Regions from separate parts of the Homo sapiens genome. Here region 1 is linked to region 2. The links are chromatin contacts, found by Hi-C or POLR2A ChIA-PET in ENCODE. All regions are on one chromosome and are shown on one strand. Each heading gives the region's core, a stretch centred on a gene start or an enhancer-like site at or near the end of the contact. The rest is flanking DNA. Distances are from core to core; before and after follow the strand shown. Region 1 holds the start of GRK6 (G protein-coupled receptor kinase 6). Region 2 holds the start of RGS14 (regulator of G protein signaling 14).

Region 1 (4,584 bases), core at 1,250-3,749, 69 kb after region 2:
CCCCCTGATGTCTTGTGCCGGTCACATGCTCTAGATTCAAAGACCTGGTTGGAAACATTGGAATTGTGCTCCAGCTACCAGAGACCTGGGAGAAAAAATTCTACCTCCCTTCTTTGATTTCCTGAGTTGAAGGCAGGGTCTGCCTCCACATCTCATAGGATTCTTCTCAAACGGGAAGGGCTTCAGATGTTGGGAACTAAAACAACAACAAGCCAGCCCCCTCCCCTCAGCTTATCCTTCACAGTGCAGCCCAGAGCTCTCTATGAAAGCAAATCTGATCACCCTACTCAAAACCTCCGTGAGAGCTCCCTACCACCTTCAAGACGAAGTCCAAAATTCCTTAGGTGGCTCTCAAGGCCCTCCCTGATCCAGGCCCCTCCTGAGACTTCAGCCTCATTTCTTGCCCCCATGTCGACCCCATTGTGTACCACTGTGTACCTTTAAACCCCAGCTGGATGCTTAGGTGCTGAACGCAGGAGCCCTTCCTGACTTCCTCTACGGAACTTCGAACATGTGATACCCCTCTGTCCAGAAGGCTCTTTCCCTCCCTACTCCAGTAACCTGCACATTTTCACTGAATCTTCAGATTTCACTTGGACACAACAGCCTTCACTAAGTGAGGTACCTGCCCTATGTTCCACTGGGCCCTGGGTTTCCCTTTTTTTTTTTTTTTTTTGAGACGGAGTCTCACTCTGTTGCCCAGGCTGGAGTGTATTGGCACGATCTCGGCCCACTGCAAGCTCCACCTCCCAGGTTCACACCATTCTCCTGCCTCAGCCTCCCAAGTAGCTGGGACTACAGGTGCCCGCCACCATGCCCGGCTAATTTTTTGTATTTTTAGTAGAGACGGGGTTTCACCGCATTAGCCAGGAGGGTTTCCCTCTTTTAAGGTACTTAACTCCCTAGATCCTAGATCCATCCACTTTTCTCCGTCTCTATTGCCACCTTGTAGGTCCAGGCCACCACCATCTCTTTACTGGAATTCTGTAAACTCCTGACTGCTCTGCTTCCACTCTTGGCCCCCTAGGAATCCACCAGAGTGATATTTTTAAAATATAAATCATTCTTTCAAATGTTTCACATTTCACTTAGCAAAAACACTTCAGCCTCCTGGACGTGTTCACAGTCCTCCATGACCTAGCTAGTGCCTTTGCTCCTTCTGTCTCATCTCAGACCACTGGGCCCAGAAGCTGCGGACGCCTTCTCCTATTCCCTGAACACACCACTTAGTCTGGCTTAGAGCCTCTGCGTTTGCTGTTGCTTCTACTGGATCCGCTCAAATGTCACACCCTGAGAGTGTCACACACTCTCTTAACGTCCGAAGAGCAGTTGTCACTCTCTGAAACCATCTATTTGTTTATTTACAGAATAATTACCTTTATCTCACCCTGCCCTCACTTGCTCCCTCCACTTCTAGCAAGTAAGCAGGGAGCCTGGCTATCTTGCTGCCATCACTGTGTTCTCCAGCACCTGGCTTGGTGCCTGGCACAGAGGTGTTGCTCTGTATTTTCGGATGAATGAATGCATAGGAACTAGAGAAGCCTAGATGGATCCGGCTCTGCCTTACTCGCGGAGTTTGGGCAAGCCTGTTTCCTGCTGCGTGAAGTAGGGGGTGGAGGAAGCGGGGTGTTAAGCTACAAGGTGTTGATTAGCTGTAAGATTTCAGCCTTGTTTTCTCCGTAGTCTTCGGGCTGGAGCCAGCCACTTGACGTCCGGCGCCTCAGCTCCCCACCTGTATAATGGGTGTGAACTCATCCCGAGGTCTAGGGGTGGTAGCGCTGCCTTATAAGGCGGCAGAGGCCGAGGGAAGGCGAGGCCGAGTGGGTGGAGAGAAATCACAACATCCGGCTGCGGGGGCTGGGCGGGGCGCCTGCGGCGACCGGGCAAGAGGTCGGGGAACGGCTGCGAGGCCGCAGCCTCCTCCCTGTCTCTCCCTCTTTCGATGTGCGCCCTCCTGATTGGGGCCGACCCAAGGGAATACGGCCACACAAGTGGACCAAACAAACTCGCTGCCAGCCCGCAGGAGGCCCAGGATACGGAGCGCGTCCCCGACAAAACCCTAGAAAAGCCGTCTGCGAGCCAAAGGCCGCCGGGCCACACCTTCAGGCGACGACCCAATCAAAATGCAGTACTTGAGATGACGGACGTCTTCTTCACCCAATCACATATTCGGCCTCCTGGGCGTGCCCCAGAGTACCCACCTCCATTGTCCCGGCTGAGGGCTCGGCCCTAATTGGCAGTTTGGTATCCTACGAAAGCCTAGAAATTCGAACCTAGGGGCTGAACCCCGCCCTCAGACCAACCAGGAAGAGGTGACGTGATTGGTCCCGCCCCCGTACTTCTTTGAGCGAGTCCCCAGCTGGGGGGGCGGGGGAAAAAATGAAGAGGAAGACTAATGGGAAGACGGCGCGGGGAGCTTCTGCCCGGTGATTGGTCAAATGAGGTAAACAGAGGGCGGGGCAGGGCGGGCCAGCGCCGGGGTGGCCCCCGGGAGGGGGCGGAGAGTGCGCGGCTGGCTGCGGCGGCCGGGGAGGCCGGGGAGGCCGCGGCGCGGTCACTGCGAGCCGAGCCGAGCCGCGCCGAGCCGCGCCGATCGCCATCCGGCCTCGGCACTCGCGCGCGATCCCGGCCGGCGGCGCGGCCCGGCGGGCCAGGCGGCGCCACAGCCCATGGAGCTCGAGAACATCGTAGCGAACACGGTGCTACTCAAGGCCCGGGAAGGTGAGGCGGCCGGGTGGGCGGCCGGGCCCGGGTGCGTGGAGCGCGAGTGCGCTGCGTCTGAGCTCCGCAGGGCTACCCAGCCGTCGGATCCCCTAGGCCCGCGGGCCCTGCGCCTTACACCCCGCCCAGACACGAGCCTTTCCGGCCCGTCGTCTTCCTCCTCCGCACCTGCCCCCGGGATTCGGGGCCCAGGAAGGGGCGGGGGTCAGGCCGCCGCCCTCGCGGCGGGTGGGGGTGAAGGAGTGAAAGAAGGTGAGACGAAGAGGGAAGGGTGGGACCGGAGCCCCAGGAGAGCCTGTCTGAGAGGCAAGCCTCCTCCAGGGGAGAGGTGTAAAGATGCCCCACGTGCCAGGGGCCCAGACCCCAGCACCCTAGCCTAATCCCGCGCAAAGTTGGCGATAGGTAAAGCTGGAGAATGAATAAACGGACCCTCTGCGTAGCACAGCCCACCTGACTTGGGGAAACTCCTGGCCACAAATGCTACTTATAGGACTGCCACTTGCTCCGTGCCTCAGGACACTGAGGGCAGAGGTGAATGGATATTTGCCCTCAGGGAGCCCATGGTCTAGTGGGGCTAGCGGACACAGAAAGAAGTGGGAGCAGAGCATGCTGCTCTGTCAGTATTGTAAGCTCAGAGGTCTGGCTGGGGAAACCAGTCTGGTGGACCGAGTGTGTGTGTAGCTCCTCGTGGCTCCCACCCCAGATGTTATCAGGCACTTGCTCTGTGCAGGTCCTGGGAGACACAGAAGGACCAGATCGGGTCCTCACTGCCTTGTGGTCAGTCTGCCCCCACCTGCCACACTCCACCTCAGTAACATGATCACTGACCACCCACTCTGCCCCACCTTTTCCAGGGTGCTGGGGAAGCAGCAGTAAACAAGACCCATCTTTTTGGAACTCCAGGGCAAGGAGGGAGATTGTGACAGTTTTTCCACCCTTTGCTGGGCTTCCAGGCTTAAAAAGTCATCTGCTTCACCTTTCTACCATATTTTACATGTGGGAAGCTGAGGCTCAAACCAGGGATTAGCATCAGTCACACAGCAAGATTGTGATTGACTCGGGCCTAAGACACAGGATGACCGGCACAGTCTATAGGAAGCCCAGAGGAACTTTCAGCTGGGTGCTACACCTGGCACCCCGTGCCCACCAAGTGCTCTGGCGAGGTGCAGCCCAGAAATGGCATGGCAGGCTGGGTCCTCATTGCCTGGGGAGCCTGTCTTATCCCCTGTCCCTTATCGAGCCCATGGGCTAGGCCTTCCTCCCAGCCTCTGGGGGCATCTGCCGATTCTGTTCTGCCTCGTCATCCAACCAGCCAGGGAGGAGGGGTGGGGAGGGCCGAAACAGGCCTTCTTCCCTAGGGCTGTAGCCAGTTAAGGCCTCAGGCCTGCTGATGGCACTGCCTGGCCGGAGAGTGTGGGTACCTTTGGACAAGCTTTGTCAGGCCATGGGCAAGGCACAGGGTGGTATGGCCAGACTGGGGACTGGTACCTCCACTAGAGAACCCTTACGACAACCTGGCTCTGCCCCTCCCACCTGCATGGCTTTTTTTTGAGACAGAGTCTCACTGTGTCACCCAGGCTGGAGTGCAGGGCTCACTGCAACCTCCGCCTCCTGGGTTCAAGTGACTCTCCTCCCTCAGCCTCCCAAGTAGCTGGGACTACAGGTGCATGCCACCACACCCAGCTAATTTTTGTATTTATAGCACAGATGGGTTTCACCATGTTGGCCTGGCTGGTCTTGAACTCCTGACCTCAAGTGATCCGCCTGCCTCTGGCCTCCCTAATTGCTGGGATTATAGGCATGAGCCACCGCGCCTGGCCGACCTGCATGACTTTAAACATGTCTCTTCTTTCTCAACTTCAG
Region 2 (4,339 bases), core at 1,684-4,183:
GGGCTAGCTGTGGTGAAGATGTGGTCAGAGCTAGAACTGGCATCCATGGTGGAGAGAAGGGAAGAGGTGTCTCTGCAGGAGAGTATGAACTTCAAAGGGAGTCCCAGGCAGAGACTGTGACTGTCCTTTGGCAGGAAGAAGATGAGCTGTGGGCATCTGTGGTGGCCAAAGCCCAGTTCCAGGCACCCCAAGCACACTCACAGCTTAGCAGATCTCTAAGAGGATGTATAGCCTTGGGCAACTCACTTCTCTCTGAGCCTCAGTTTCCTGATCTGTGAAATGGTAATAATAAGCACCATTCACAAAGTGGTTGTGAGGACTAGGACTGTAAAGCCACCTAGGAAATGGCCCAGATCCATGGCACAGCAGACAGGAAGTCTTCACCCATATCACACACCCTACAACCCCCACAGGCACATTGAAACAGTCACACACCTTATTAAGACCACCATTGGCAATGGTCCAGGCCCAAAAGCAACCTCCACCGTAACCCCTTTCACACATCAAGTCTGACTGAATCTCTCTGTCTGTGTGGCCTGAAGCAAGGTGTCTGGAGAGAGGTGAGGCAGTGCTGGGAGAAGAAGTGTGTTAACTAGGGCAGTGCTAGCTGCTATAACAAATAGGCCCTAATGTATATAATGACCTGAAAATTTTTTTGATGTTTCTTTTTTTTTTAACTATTTTTACAAGGTTTGTGCATCTGTCAGGAGGCTCAAAAAATTTTACTTCCCACTTACATAATGGTCTGAAGCTGGTTTCCAGGTTGATGGGTGGCTTGCCTTCAGGCACTGATACACAGACCCTGCTTTTTCCTTCTTGTGGTTCCACAATCCCCTGGGCCTCCTCATCTTCTCTATCCATCCAGCTGAAGGAGAAAGAGGGAGGGTGCAGGGCACACACTTACTTCTTCAAAGCCTTGGCTCAAAAATGACACATGTCATCCCACACATTTTCAATTGGCAAGAAGTGGTCACATGTCCACATCTGACTGCAAGGGAACCTGGGAAAGTAAAGTTAGCCACGTGCCCAGGAAAAAAGGACATGAATTTGTGGTGAAGAGCTATTCAGTTTCTGCCACTGAAGAGTTCAGGTCACAGCCCTAGAAGGGGCAGTGGGGCAGAGGGTAGAATATGGAGAAGTGGCTATCACCTTGTCCCTGCAGAAAGACTAGCTGAGGCTGGACACGATGGCTCACACTTGTAATCCCAGCACTTTGGGAGGCTAAGGTGGGTGGATTGCTTGAGCCCAGGAGTTTGAGACCAGTCTGGGCAACATAGGAGACATCTCTACAAAAAAAAAAATTACACAGTCACGTTGACATGCACCTGTGGTCCCAGCTACTTGGAAGGCTGAGGTGGGAGGATTGCTTGAGCCCAGGAGGTCAGGGCTGCAGTGAGCCTAGATCCTGCCACTACACTCCAGCCTGGGTGAGTAACAGAGCAGGACTCTGTCTCAAAAAAAAAAAAAAAAAAGTAAAGAAAAGAAAAGAAAGAAAAAGAGAGAAAGAGGAGCTCAAATCAGAATGGTGGGCAAGTTGAGGGGTCTTAGTGAGCCCACGCTTAGAAGAAAATATAAGTCCTTGCAGTGGGGACACGCATGTGTGAGAAAGAGGCAAACCAAGGACCCTAGCTAAAATTTTTAAAACTGGAGTTCATCTGGGGCCAGGTCAGGGCCGAGGGCAGGATGCCCACCCTTCAGCCAACACTACATGCTATCAAATTAAGTTTATATCCCCCAAAATTCATACGTTGAAACACTAACCTGCAAGGTGTTATTTGGAGACAGGGCCTTTGAGAGGTAATTGGGTCATGAAAGAGAACCCCTTAGGGTGGGATTAGGAATTAGTGCCCTTATAAAAAGAGACAGGAGGGAGCTGGCTTCCTTTATCTCCACTTGCTATCGTGAGGGCATGGCAAAAAGACAGCTGTCTGCAAACCAGGAAGAGGGCCCTCTCTAGATACCAGATGTGCCAGCGGCTTGCCCTTGGACATCTCAGCCTCCAGAAGTGTGAGAAATACTTATTTGTTGTTTAACCCACCTGGTCTATGGTATTTTTGCTATAGCAGCCTGAGTTGACTAAGGCAGGATTTCTGAGTGAGTATGAATGCGCTCAAGTCTTTGGCCACAGATATAGGTGATCCAGTCCCCTACCTAGGTAGGTGAGCGTGTGCATCATATCTGCTTACACATATGTCACTGGAGTGTCGGAATACATATGTCCTATGTTCAGGTGTGCCTGTCACATGCACCTCTTCAGGGGACTGTGCATGCACATGACTATACACCCAAGTCCCCCTTGTAAGGGAGAGCCCATGTGTTTATGACACGCATACCTGAATGTCTGTGTGTGCACAGCCATGCGGGCAAGTTATCCATCTGTCTGCACACCTGGCCACATGCATGGAAGGAGCCTGTAGGTGTCTGGGGCTAGAGGTACCCTGCATATGTGCAGCTGCCGGGGAGAGGGGTACTGAGCACATGTTTGTCTGGCACACAGTAGGTATGAGGTAAGTGTGTGCCGAGTAAAGTACACGTGTGGATACACAGGTCCCAGTGCACGTGTGTGCATGTCCACAGGAACGCCCCCAGGGTGGACAAAGGTGCCTAGGTATGTTTACTCGTGTGCTGTGAGCCCAGGCATGAACTTAGAGCTCCCTGGTCCTGGCCAGACCAGGCTGGGCTCCTTGCTGGGCACACGGAAGCCTCTGCCTTGTGTTGGTGCCCGTGCGGGATGCTGCCAGGAGTGTGTTGGTGGCGTGTGTGTGCGTGAACGTGTGTGTGTGTGCGCGTGTGTGTGTAGGAAGAGGCGTTCGCTCTCTTAGACCTTGCTTCTTTCTGTGGTTTGGTTTCTATAGAGACACTTCCTGTGGCAGAGAAAAGAGGTAGTGAGCGGTGTTTCAGGATGTGAGGGCCCGCAGGAGCCGAGTCAGGCTCTCTCCACTGCCTGCCCGCCACCGTGCAAGCTCTGGCCGGCGCTGCCCACAGTCCCCATGGTGGGCAGCCCCCGCGGCGGGGACCCCTGATCGGCAGCGGCATGCCAGGGAAGCCCAAGCACCTGGGCGTCCCCAACGGGCGCATGGTGAGTGTGGGCTCCGGGCCAGGGCCACGAGGAGGGGGTGGGCACACCCAGGGTGGAGCCCAGGAGGCACACCCGGCAGGGCCAGGCAAGAGCCCACGGGCTGCCAGCAGGCGAGAGAAGTTGGGTACAGACAGCAGCAGGTGGTAGGACCTGGTGCTCTCACCCCTAGACCCTTCCAGATGGCCCAGCCGGGAGCCTGGTACAACCCTGGCAGTGAGGCCAGAGCGGGCACAGGCTTCTGGTCCAGCCCCCACCACTCCCTCACCTGCTGCATCTGGGGCTGCATCCCAGGGTCTCAGGGACACTCGATGTGCTCCTTGCCCCCTGCCCATCCCCACAGTGGCTCAAGCCCCTACATCCCGCTCAGCCTGAGTCCTCCCCTCCTCACCCCCTGCTCCAGGTGCCCAAGGTCATGTTAGTGGCAGCTCTTGCTGGGTCGGTGTCCTCCAGCCGGAGCTACTCCAGAGGCTTCCTGCCAGAACTAGCATTGTTTGGGCAGCCCGGGATGGGGCAGCAGGGTCAGACTAGGTTGATGCAGCTTCTGCCTGTTCTATTCCTGAGCTTCCAGGAAGGGCTGAGCACTAAGATCCCCCTGGCTGCAGCTGCCCCACCCCTTAACCCTCTCCCTGGCTGCTTAGCCCCAGATCAGAGCTGCCCTCAGAGGATCTGGCTCTTCTCATTCATTCAGCAGATGGGGCAAGCTGTGCTGGGCCTCCCTTCTCTCCCTAGGGTTCCCCCCTCACTTGGAAGAGTCCCTCTTAACAACCTCAGGAAGGCCAGTGTCCTGGCCCACCACCAGGCCCCAGCCTAGTATCACGGGCCAAAGCCAGTGGCTCTATAGAGACCTGGGTTCCAGTCCTGGTTCTATTCTCTCTTACTGGAGGGAGGGTCCTCGCCAGCTCTCAGTTTCCTCATCCCTAAAATGAGGAGGTTGGAATGAATTTCAAGGCTTGTTGAGATGATAGAGTGAAATAATGCATATGAGGCCTTTGACCCATTGTGGGGGCTGCATAATTGTCAGCCCAGTGCCCCCTACATTTTCAGCCCCAATTCAAAGATCTCCTGCCTCACCAAGAAGCTGAGGCAGCCCCATCACCACTCCTGCCCCTTAGTTCCCAAAACCTGCCTCTACCTCTTCTTCTTCCAGCATCTCTTTCCTGCCCAGCCCCGGGCTGGCCGGCTGGGAGAGAGGCCACCCTTCAAAGCCAGCTCAGCCCCCCATCTCACTGTCTGCAGTACCGACCCCACAACGAAAGTGCA

What was found. A loop is a pair of places that touch in the nucleus more often than their neighbours do. ChIA-PET counts read pairs that join two places held with the same protein, here RNA polymerase II (POLR2A). Pooled maps may share reads with other maps.
Region 1: a map of CD4-positive, alpha-beta memory T cell shows a loop between it and region 2 (7-fold over the local background). The contact joins the promoter of GRK6 here to the promoter of RGS14 in region 2. A Hi-C loop is called at or near these places in 7 of 168 maps with a recorded cell type or tissue (B cell, CD4-positive, alpha-beta memory T cell, CD8-positive, alpha-beta T cell and 3 more), 18 of 37 single-sample maps with no recorded cell type and 23 of 50 pooled maps. POLR2A ChIA-PET finds 5 or more read pairs at or near these places in 37 of 52 experiments (A549, A673, AG04450 and 30 more).

What each region holds. Positions count from the first base shown.
Region 1 is chr5:177,424,177-177,428,760 of GRCh38, forward strand. GRK6 (G protein-coupled receptor kinase 6) reads left to right here and starts at 2,500. Exons shown (of 16, transcript NM_001004106.3): 1 at 2,500-2,721. The coding sequence starts at 2,670. RefSeq lists enhancers at 1,584-1,753, 2,174-2,713 and a silencer at 2,424-3,073.
Region 2 is chr5:177,354,991-177,359,329 of GRCh38, forward strand. It overlaps RGS14 (regulator of G protein signaling 14), which reads left to right and starts at 2,934. Exons shown (of 15, transcript NM_006480.5): 1 at 2,934-3,079. The coding sequence starts at 3,035. RefSeq lists enhancers at 2,808-2,857, 2,986-3,486 and a silencer at 2,958-3,187.